Regions from separate parts of the Homo sapiens genome. Here regions 2, 3 and 4 are each linked to region 1. Evidence: chromatin contacts called from ENCODE Hi-C or POLR2A ChIA-PET data. All regions are on one chromosome and are shown on one strand. The core of a region is the stretch at or near the end of the contact, and the rest is flanking DNA. Distances in the headings are between cores, read along the strand shown.

Region 1 (2,768 bases), core at 164-2,663:
AGTTACTCCACCCAACAATCATATGATGTCAGAAACTTCATCTATTTCCCTGTCTTTATCTCTCCCTCTCATTCATTTCTTTCTCTTTTTTCTCACATATTAACACACATACACCCAGTTATTATCACTCAAATCATTTTAGCAGATCTCTACATGTGTCTCAAAATATTCCATATAACTCAAAATAGCAAGTACTTGAAAAGATAGTTATCATCCCTCTGAACAGGCAAGAGCAACTGAGACATAGAGATATTTCTCTGATTAGAGATTTGTTGTTTTAGAAATAAGTTACATAAAATGTCCTACTGCTTTTAGCTGTATCTGTTGCAACTTTGAGCAACTCAGTTTCTTCATTGGATAATATGAGGGCAGTGGATGAGGTCCACAGTGTCTCCCAGGGATATCGTTGTACAGTTCTATTTCCTCCAGGGCACATGTGAAATAAGTGAGGGATCTTTATGTAGACACAGCTTATCAGTCCCAAAACAGTGTCCCTCCTGTAGATCACACATTTTCTGATAATAACCTGAGGGGAAGAGGGGCAAGGTTGCCTGTTTCCTGACATCCTGCTTTGCATACCCAAGACACCTACTTTATTAAAAAGTTAACTTTGCTCCAAAAAAATTTTTCCCTAAGTTTTTCAAGATTGATTGTTTCCTGTTATTGTTGGAGGTTTGCTTTCTATGGTCATTTGGTAAATAAATAGCTTTATAGGGGAAAACAAATGGCCTTGTTTTGTTTTTCTACTCCAGGGTTTATGTGTTAAATTTCAGCTATGTCGTGTACTCACAGCTTAGTGCTTCAGACGGTTATGGGGAACTAGGAATTCTTAAAGGGGTAGGACAGGATGTCCTTTTCTATCGCTCAATGAGTCATGGAGGATGAATGCCGTTTCAGGGGTTCTGTAGTTGTGATTTCAGTCAAGTTCCAGTGGCTTTCAACCACTTCTCTAAATCTGAATGAAGAAGCAGCCACAGGGACTGTGTGAATTATGCTAAGATGCATTCCCGTTAAGTGCTGAAGTGGCCTTTGCAGTGAATCCTTAAACTTTACAATGCCAGCAACAGCCTATCCAGAGACAGGGCAGAACCCCGACATATACCCTCTTCCATGCCCACATAAGACATTTGCATTTATCTCCATTCTTATTGCATTGAGCATCTCTGTCTCCTGGTCAGCAACCTCTGTGTCTTTGGAAAGTCAGGCCTCACTCAGAGCATGCTCCCTTCTCAGGCATTGTGACAAGATTGTGTTTCGGTTCCAAAGGGTTAATCCCAAAGTGAATTCTTTGCATGTGTAATTCAATACTTCATAACTGCTGAAAATTGGAGTCCACATAATTTATTTTCTTTGGTCGGGCACATTTGCCTCATGCTTGGCCGGGGCTGACTTCAGAGAGACACACCTAAAACTCTCAAGTGTCCCAAGTGGCCCATGTCAGTTGTACAGAGAGATTGTGGTACTTGGACAGAGCCCAAGGATTAGGTGTTCCTGAGAAGGTTTTTTTGGCTCTACAAAGCCTTAGGATGTCATGGGAATAGGCTGCACTCCCTTTTCCCCCTTGAAGGCCACATATCAACGGGGTATCTAACCACTCAGAGACAGGCTCTACACAAAGGTATACATTAAAATAAATAGAACATGCAAGCAGAAAGAACTGAAAGAGAGGGAGGAATTGCTAAGTGGAGACAGGAAACAATTGCTTCATTGTTGAGGCAGTGATCTTAGAATTGCAGAGTACAGCCCCATCTACAGGACAGTTTGTAAAGTTGGAGCTTTTGGCTTAAAACACGAGACAGAACTTTACATGCAGTTTTTAATCCAGCTCACTTTGCATGGGCTTCACCTCACTGACAAAAATCCCACATTTTTACTTAAAAATAATTGTCCCTCTTTGATGAGAGGGATTCAGAGAGTGACAGAGAGATAAGAAGTGAGGAAGAACGCGGCTTAAGGGTGCTTTCATTTAGCTCCTTTTCTTATTTTGGCAGTAAATATTCTTGTCCTCGCAATACTCATTTAATCTCTTTCTTTGCTTTCCAACAACTTCCTCTCATTTGGTTTCCTCTCATTATTCCTTGATTTGGGAGGGGGCTTGTGTATTTTCACCATTCAAACAAAATAAAAAAGCTGTGCTTGTTTGAACACCATTTTTGTGCTGGCTGGCAAGCATGTGACTTTAAAGAAGGTTCAGGTTTTTAGGTTGAAAGGAGCTGAAAAACTTTAAAGTAATAATTAAAGCCAACTCTCTACGTGCACATTCCCTCCCCTCCCTTTATTTTAAAAACCTTGCCTGCCAACGCAGTGGCTGCTGTCTTAATGCTATTTCAACAGGAGACCTGGGTTTCAGGACAAGATCCAGGCCATAGGGGAGACTTGATGGCTCGGGGAATTAGTAATGGGATTTGGAGCCCTTCATTTCTAGGTCACTGGTTTGAATAGAGCCCAGGTCAGTAATGACTGAAAGTTGTTACCACCCGATGCCTGCTCTTCCTTAGCTGATCTGAGCTTGCCTGCCACTCCATCCCTGAGTGCCTGTGGCCCGTCTGCACTAATGGCATTCATTGACAAGTTGGCTAACTTAGGCCTTAAATGTGAGGCAGCCCAGTTTCTGCCATGTGCAAACACGGGGTCCACACTCTGCTGCAGCTGCTCTTCAGGGAATAATGCAGAGAGAGACAGAGTTACAAAGCTATTTTGCCTTTCTGATTACTCTGGGACCTAGCAAATCTATCTCCACTCACCTTAAGTCTCTGAGGCATTATATC
Region 2 (2,825 bases), core at 256-2,755, 750 kb before region 1:
TATTCTCCTTCCTCCTTGTCATTAAATAAAAATCTCAATAACTGTCATTTAACTAATGGTTTATATAGGGAGCCTTCTTCTTAGAATTGCCAATAGTCAAATAGATCTTGATAGCACTTAATTTTGAGTATTTGGGTGCAAGAAGTTCCACAAATGGCTTTTCTACTCATATTTTTAAGGGTTTCCTTCTCTCTTCCAGAGACTGTTTCTTCTGCGTGAACTGTAAAAGGACCTCTTATGCTTTATCTTCAAGCCCAGCAATGAATGTAAGGTTCAGAAAATTTGACAGATATCCCCCTCCACGACTTATCTTTTAAATGAAAAATAAATTTAAGAGCAATACCAAATGATTTTGACCAAGTTTGGAAAAAAATGTACTTGTTTAGATCTGTCTTTGCTGGCAAAATGATGGAAATTTGTGGTAAATATTTGAATACCATTAAGAAAACCTAATTTGAAGATTCAGGCTCTCATTGTCTACTATATGATGTGCCTGCTCCTTGGCAGAGCATTTAAAGTGTTCCATAGCATACCACCAGGCTACTCTTCTATCTTTATCCTTGTCCATGAGACAAATGAAACTGCTTGTCATTCTCTACTTTTCCTAATTATGTTCTCTAGACCTGAAATCTTTTGCTGTCTTACCAGATCACTTTCTTTCTCACCTTTCGTTCAAAACTCTCGTATTCAACACTCTCCAAATTTTGATGACTTTTCTTTCAAGGCCTGTCTCAAATGCTATTTCCACCATAACAGTGTTTTGCTATTTTTCTTAAGGCATTTTTCATAATTTGCTACTTTAACTTTGTAAAACTCATGCTTATTCCTGTATTTGTTACTCTGCTTATTGTAGTGACTTGCACATGTCATGCAATCAGTAAATATTTTTTGAATTAAGTTGAATCACCCCTGCTGACAACTCCTATTTACGTAAGACATTGGGAAATTATTCAAATCACAGAATCATCTTGTTTGCATCGACAAAGGTAGTCTACCGGGCTCTCTCCATTATATTGCCTCATTAGGCCTCATTCACCAAACATGAGTTGAACACCTACTAATTGCAGCATGCTGTGTTGCTCTGTCCTGTAAACAGGACCACGTATAATTACATAATCATACATCAGGAAAAATATATAATTATGTGCATCTCACATATTCAAAATAACTTTCTAAAATAAAATAATTAGACTAACTTGATATCAATTAAATCTTGTCCAAATAAAGACTGAATATTCAGCTTTGTTCAATCTCTTGTGAATGCTGATAAAGAGAGTCAATCTTTCCACTTGAGAAAAACAATTATCACATATCTAACCCAGGCACTCATTTATTCAATAATTTTCTCTACCAAAATTCATACGTAAAGAAAAATGTGTTTCATCTCAGCACCTTGGTTGGTTTTCAAAGACGCTTATTAGGATTTGGTTTCACAGTCTCTGATTTTAGATAGGTCTCTTAGGATTGGTTATAAGAGCTGAAGCCTCGGAGGCAGCAAACAATTGTGGAAAATCTGTGAAGTAATGTTGTCCTTGCAACATTTTCCGGCCTACTTTTCAGGACCCATGGGATTCAGATAAGCACTAAGTGTGTGTCCAAAAAAAACCACTGAGGTTTTTAAGCCACTGTCCATCCTTAGTATAACTTTTTCATGAAAAATTAACTTAATAGAATACACTCTTTTTCCATGATTAAAAAACTTAAGAGATCAGGGACTACCTGGGCATGTGTGATCTGACAATTCACTGTTTTAATTTAAAATGTCCAGGCAGTATTGCATTCATAAAATGACCGCACTGATATGTAAGCCAAAAAGCATAAGAAGTGCATTATGGGTAAGAAGTTTATTTTTGTTATTCTTTTGAAATCTTCAGCTGGTATTAAAAACAGATCTTTTGAGCTAGAACAACAGTCGTACAGGTAGACTTCCTACTTTTGGAAAAGATCTGGTCTTTAGCTTATGGGAACCGAGCCGAAGCAGATGTGAAAAGTTCAACTAAAGGAAGAACAGATTAAATGCACTTTTGTGGTTGAAAAACCAAAACAGATGTTATTATTAAACCACAGAAACCTGGGTGCATTTAAGTAACACTAGGTGTCTGAATTTTACATTTGTATTTAAAATAATTAAGGCATTTTAAAGCCACAGAGGCTATTGTGTGCTATCAAACTCTTAATGTTCAAATCAAAAAGTTTGCATATTAAAAAACTCTCAGAAATATTGAGTGTCTGCCATTGTGTTTGTCATCATCTGAAAATGAGAAAGAAAGCATCTGACAATTAAAAACAAAACCTTTTGGTGATGTTTACATTATTTTTCAAAAGCATTTTGAAACCATTCATTTGTGTACTTTTGTTTTTTACATCTTTAGATAGCAAGCAACCCTGAAATGTCTAGATTACTGTTTTTACAATGTAAATCTTAGAGAGATTAAGTCACAGAACAGAATTAAGATGTTGCCAATATATGAATTCACAGGCCGTTGTTCCACTAACTGGAATACTTCCCTACTCATGACAGCCTCTACCATGGGATACAAAATGGTGTGGGAAAGCAAATACAAATCAAAATTGTCCCACACATTCATGCCTACACTTTGATATTTAATTTTGAATTTCTCCATAAATTTTGTTCTAATATGCCCTCTCTCTACTTCAATCCAAAGAGGTTAAAAGTCCAAATCAAAAGCTGTTGTCCTGTGAAAAATCCTGTACTAGAGAAAAGCCAACAGAGAGAGAGGGGGGGTGGAAAAAGGAAAGGTAATAGTGATTCATTTCATAGTTAGATGCCCTCAATCATTAATCTAGATATGTTCTACACACTG
Region 3 (2,764 bases), core at 93-2,592, 870 kb before region 1:
CTTACGGGGTCAGGAGTTCAAGACCAGCCTGGCCAAAATGGTGAAACCCCGTCTCTACTAAAAATACAAAAATTAGCCTGGTGTGATGGCGGGCACCTGTAATCCCAGCTACTCTGGAGGCTGAGGCAGGAGAATTACTTGAACCCGAGAGGCGGAGGTTGCAGTGAGCTGAGATTGCACCACTATACTCTAGCCTGGGTGACAGAGCAAGACTCCATTTCAAAAAAGAAAAAAAATGTCTAGCAGTGAAAACCAAATATGCTGGATGCTCAGAAAACCTTTTCAGCATTGTTGGATTCTCCTATGAACCTACATCCACCAGTGTAATCTCTGGTTAAAATGAAAGCAAGAAAAGGTGTTAAATTAAGTCAAAAGAATACTGATGAACAGGGAAGGGGAAATTAATTAAATTAAGACATTATTTTCTTCTCAAATTCCATTTTGGATTGAGCCTCATGGGGGGGTACGTCCATTCATTTAATAATGCTCTGATGCCTACTCAGCAGCAAAACATACAAAGGAAGAGTGGATTAATCTGATCAGGCTGCCATAGCAAAATACCACAGACCAGTGGCTTAAACAATAGAAATTTGTTTTCTCACAGTTCTGGAGGGTAGAAGTCCAAGATCGTGATGCTGTCAGAATTTGGTTCTGGTAAGCCTTCTCTTCCTGACTCTTCCTGACTTGTGGAAGGCCACCTTCTGGCTGTAATTTCACATGGACTTTCCTCAGTGAGTATGGAGGGATAGAGATGAGAAAGAGAGGGAAGAGTCACTCTGGTGACTCTTCCTCTTCTTATAAGGACACCAATGCTATCCGATGATTTGGGCCCCATGCTATATGATTTCATTTCACCTTAATTACCTCCCCAAAGGCTGTGTCTCCACATTGGGGGTTAGGTCTTCCGCATAAGAATTTCAGGGAGATGCGTTTCAGTCTCTGACAAAAAAGAATCCTGTTTTAGTTAACACTAGGGCTAAGTAACTAGGGCTTAGGCCTGTCATAACAAAACACTGCAGAGTGAGTGACTTAAACAACAAAATTATTTTCTCACAGTACCAGAGGCTGGAAGTCCAAAATCAAGCTGTCCGAAGGATTGCTTCTTCTGAGGCCTGTCTCCTTGACCTGTAAATAGCTGTTTTCTTTCAGTGTTTTCACATGGTGCCTCTTTATGTTGTCTATATTCTCATTTTCTATTCTTGTAAGAACACTAGTCATATTAGATTAGGGCCCACCTTAATAATCCCATTGTAATGTAACTATTTCTATAAAGGTCTTATCTCCAAATGGTCACATTTTCAGGTACGGGGTGTTAAGGCTTCAATATATGATTTTGGGGCTATAGAACTCAGTCTGTAGCAAACACTATAGGACACATCTGTTGAAAGAATATTTCAAATTGGAATTTGAGAAGGATCATGATTTTGACCATCCCACCACCATATTTGTTGAAAGCCACAGGCAAGGAAAGGAAGTGAGGTACAGAAAAAAAGAACCCACTTGGCACCAACATTCCACCTACGCTGTTGCTCCAGAGCAACAGCTTCTAATTCCTTGATCATTGAACAGCAGCAGTCCAGCTTCTCCACCTTCCCACCCTCCACACTTTCAACTTTGTGCAACTTACTATTTCAACTTTTGGTTTGCTGTGAACAATAAAACATGGAAAATGGTTACACTATGAGACTTTCTCATATCTGGCTGGACTCACTCAGCCATTTGACTTCAGCCTCAGCAAACTACCACTAAATCTTGGTGAGGTTAGTGCACTGAGGGAGGTTTAAAAACCAACCAACCAAATAATTCGCTACAAAAAAGTTGGACTTAATTTGTGTCAGCAGGAAATGTGACTACTTTTCAAGAATGGGTTCCCAGTGGTGCCATTAAATGATTACATAGTTAACAGTTCAAGGCTTATTTTGGGAAGGTATGGTGTTATACCTGATGGAGCATGCTTTCTACATTTTGGTAGGAGGGGGCACTCATTTTCAGTATTTATTGTGATTGAATGAAAATCTTCCTGCCAAAATGTGTTTAAAGAACCGTTTATCACAACTGGTCAGAGAACAACAGTGTGAAGTATGTTGGAAAATGACTAACAACTGGCTCTCTTGTGGGGGAGGGGGTGATTTTTAGCTTTTGCCAATTTCCGTGGTGTAAATACTCCTGTCATGGATGATTTCAAGCTACCACCATGACGTTGCTGGTTTCAGGTTTGGGAAGAAATTACATTAGCTCTGGCAAATGGATCAAGCCAACTGCAGCATACTACTGACGGTAGGTGGGACCAAGATGCAGAACCGTCCAATTAAAGATACACTTTATTCATTCTAGGTGTCACCACAGGCACAAGCAATCTGCATAGCATATTCAGGGCAGTTTAGTCCTATGTAGAATTTTGCTGATGACTACTGCAATAATGCAATTGATAAAAGCCATTCATTGGGCAAATGAATGAAGACAGGAGAAGGATTTTTTTTTTTTTTTTAAGTAACAATGCTAACTTAAGGAAAGGAGCAAATTATATGGTATAAAAACTGAGCAACATAGTGAAAGGATTCATACTAGTCTGGTCAAAAATGTTTTGCTAGTCACAAAATATTTTTTTCTTCTTTCTTTTTTGGAGAGGCAGGGGAAGAGGCATTGGTTTTTTAATTTTTTTTGTGAACAGACAATGGGATCAGAACCCACTCTGTGTTCTTTGAAGTGTGTAAGTATGTATAGTTAACTATGTACCTTTCTCATTACAGGGGTGGGCCTGATT
Region 4 (2,799 bases), core at 212-2,711, 570 kb before region 1:
GTGATTTCTATCCCTTAATGTCTCTGATTCGCTGGGTGTTTTAATAGCTCCCTCATATTTAAGTAGATGACCAACGGTCTATTTTTTTTTAATGGAACTTGAGTTTGGTCTGTAAAGTGTCAAGACAGAGGTGACAAAACAAACCACAGGGGAATGGAGGAAGCCTCGTGGAAATTTAGTTGGTTTGAAGGAGGGTTGAGCAAACACAACAGTGTATTCGGGTTTAGCAAATGCCTTGACTTCTTTTTTTTTTTTTTTCAAATGTTTTCAGTTCAAGGAAACCCAAAACACATTTGGCTAAACAGTTTTTCCTTAATTTTCAAACCCATGTGTATTTCAAGGGAAATTTAATCCATGTGTTTCTGATTCATTTACACTTAGCTCATCAAAATGTGGTTTCATAAGACCCATTTGATGTCTAAGAAGCCTTGTGAGCTTTTTTTTTTACAAGCTTTTTTTCTTTGAACCAGGAAGTTACATTTTGCCAAGAGTCAATGGAACTTCAACCAGAAAAGAATCAGTTTTGTTTGGGATCTTGGAATCCTCAAAGTTGGTGGGAGCTAATGAGCCGGGAGGGGAGGGGAGGAGAAGCTGATTCAGAGAGCAGGAACCTTCCCATTTCTAATATGTTATCTGTTCAGATAACTTGAAAATCTAATTTTCTCTCAGTTTATAGTAGAAAATTCATCTTCAATTTTTGAAAATCTTGTGGAAAACATGAGCATGAATTTTATTACAGGGTCCAATGCTGTCACATGATCTGATAATCATCCACTAGTGAGTCTGTGGGTGATGAGTATCAGAGCAGTAATGACATACTTATCTTAGAGGCAATTATTAAGAAGTGACTCACAAAAGTGTTTAGATTGGCCATTTTTTTAATATTTAAAAAAGCTTCCTCTGCCTGGTTGTTGTCGCTCTGTGCACAACACTACTGGTTATTTAAGAAACAAGACAAATAAGACTCAGTGAATGTGCTGATTCAGGTGCACACAATCCCCTATCTCATTGCTGGTGTTGCTAAAGAGCATCTGGGGTAAGGAAACATGCATCCGGTCCATCCGTCAAGAGTCCATGAGAAAGCCAACAATGTTTGCACCTGCAGGATGAATTACATCTTTGGTGAGTGTGGGAAGCTACATAATGAGACAGCTGAGTGGCTGACATTTCTTTTTTCTTGCTCCTTCTGCACCTTCTTTTTGCACTACCTTCATTTTTCCCACTTCCTCTCCCTTTTCCCCACCTTTATACAATCACCACCAATAATGGAGCAAATGTGGCACATCCATCCAAGGATGGGTTGACATGGTTTACACATTGCTTTCATTTGGTTGTTCTTTGGATGAATTCTTCCTTGAGAACAAGATAATGAAAACCATACGGTCATTGAGCACACAATCTGCCTTCACTTTGGCTGTTCCCTCGCAGCCCGTTTCATTTTATAAAGCCTGGTCCCTGAGTTTACGCCAGTAGAAGATCCCAAGCAGGTGGAATCCTGCCCCCTATGGGCTTGCAGAATTCAGCAAACACTGTCAGTTTAGCTCTTGCCTGTCACCCATACATCAGAGAACTTATTTGAATGGAACATCTCTTGCTAGTCTGGTAAAGGTTTAGAAACTTGGCCTTCTAAGTATTCATGTAAGTTCTGTTCTGGGACCTTCATTGTAGGAACTGAAAATGAAAGAACCAAAATAGATATCAACAGATAATTAAAGGAACGTTTGGAAGTTTTTTACCTCATGCAAACCTCAAACTCTGAACCACTACTGCCTAAAGGAAATAAATACTGTGTTATGGTGAGTGAAGGTAAAGGTGTACTTTATTTCTTGGATGAGTTTTGACAGTGTAAAACAAAATGATAAGTTTTTAACTATGGCAGAAAGTTCAGACAACAGGTGTGAGGGAAAAGAATTATTCATTGATTCAAAGTCCCATACAAGTGAGTGAAATGGCTAAAAGCAATAAAATTACAGATGACGTCTTTGGAATTTAAACAAAAGAAGTTTATTTTCACTTTCTAATTTGTAGCTTGCTTTTATAGACACCAAAGAAACATCACAGAAATATTAAATTATTCTCTGAAAATACAAAGATAAAAACTATTGAGGTTTAAGATAGAAGATATTTTCTCTTAAAATTGGCTATGATACTTCTACACTGATAGAACTTATGAAAATAGCCAATCTATTATGACTAATTTAATTTTCTTTCCCAAAGATACATAATTCAGAATAAAAACCGTAATCAATGCCCAAAACACAAATCTCATACATCTTGCTAATGCTGGAGAAATAGTGTCAAGTTCTTTTTCAGTACAAATATATGCAGTACTTTTACTATGTTTTGTTTTTAATTCTCAGAAATCCTTATTATTAATCAAGCAAAACAAGCTTTTTATAATATAGAATTATCCTTCCGCTGTAAGAGTAGAAGCAAAGTAATTCAAAGTAAAATATGAAAAGTGCTATAATTTAGTAAGAGATGGAAAGAAATTTAGAATAATTTTGTTCAAACTCATAATTTTATGATTGAAGAAACAAAAATCCAGAGTGTTTAGGAGTTTGTTCAAAGTTCAAAACCTGGAATCTCTAAGGTTGGATATCAGAAGTCAGCTCTAAATACAAGTTCAGTGCTATTTTAACAATCAATAAAATTTCTAAGAGCAATATATTCCTGAGATGGAACACATCAGAAAAGACTATAGGGATTCTTTGAATTTGGAAAGTTCTTACTAGGTAGAAATTCCAATAAATACAACAGATTAAAATGGAACTCATTCACTGAGGTGGAGTTGGAAAC

Evidence for each region. Hi-C counts contacts between places; a loop is a spot of excess contacts on that map. ChIA-PET counts read pairs that join two places held with the same protein, here RNA polymerase II (POLR2A). Pooled maps may share reads with other maps.
Region 2: a pooled map of right cardiac atrium shows a loop between it and region 1 (2.9-fold over the local background). The contact joins two enhancer-like sites. A Hi-C loop is called at or near these places in 1 of 168 maps with a recorded cell type or tissue (chondrocyte) and 8 of 50 pooled maps. POLR2A ChIA-PET finds 5 or more read pairs at or near these places in 1 of 52 experiments (BJ).
Region 3: a pooled map shows a loop between it and region 1 (4-fold over the local background). The contact joins the promoter of LINC01966 here to the enhancer-like site in region 1. A Hi-C loop is called at or near these places in 1 of 37 single-sample maps with no recorded cell type and 2 of 50 pooled maps. POLR2A ChIA-PET finds 5 or more read pairs at or near these places in 1 of 52 experiments (activated CD4-positive, alpha-beta T cell).
Region 4: a map with no recorded cell type shows a loop between it and region 1 (2.3-fold over the local background). The contact joins two enhancer-like sites. A Hi-C loop is called at or near these places in 1 of 37 single-sample maps with no recorded cell type and 3 of 50 pooled maps.

What each region holds. Positions count from the first base shown.
Region 1 is chr2:145,750,923-145,753,690 of GRCh38, forward strand. No RefSeq gene overlaps it. Among named protein-coding and RNA genes, the nearest start is that of LINC01966, 870 kb to the left of the region's middle. RefSeq lists an enhancer at 1,113-1,162. Within about 2 kb of position 1,414, at least 12 of the 41 ENCODE cell types and tissues checked have a DNase peak (open chromatin) inside an H3K27ac peak, as active enhancers do.
Region 2 is chr2:144,997,702-145,000,526 of GRCh38, forward strand. All of the region lies in intron 3 of TEX41 (testis expressed 41), which reads left to right. Among named protein-coding and RNA genes, the nearest start is that of LINC01966, 120 kb to the left of the region's middle. Within about 2 kb of position 1,506, at least 4 of the 41 ENCODE cell types and tissues checked have a DNase peak (open chromatin) inside an H3K27ac peak, as active enhancers do.
Region 3 is chr2:144,880,571-144,883,334 of GRCh38, forward strand. It overlaps LINC01966 (long intergenic non-protein coding RNA 1966), which reads right to left and starts at 1,343. Exons shown (of 3, transcript XR_923412.3): 1 at 1,060-1,343. The region is part of intron 2 of TEX41 (testis expressed 41); the gene reads left to right.
Region 4 is chr2:145,185,010-145,187,808 of GRCh38, forward strand. LOC100505498 (a long non-coding RNA gene) reads left to right here. Exons shown (of 8, transcript XR_923410.3): 5 at 1-1,796. Among named protein-coding and RNA genes, the nearest start is that of LINC01966, 300 kb to the left of the region's middle. Within about 2 kb of position 1,462, at least 6 of the 41 ENCODE cell types and tissues checked have a DNase peak (open chromatin) inside an H3K27ac peak, as active enhancers do.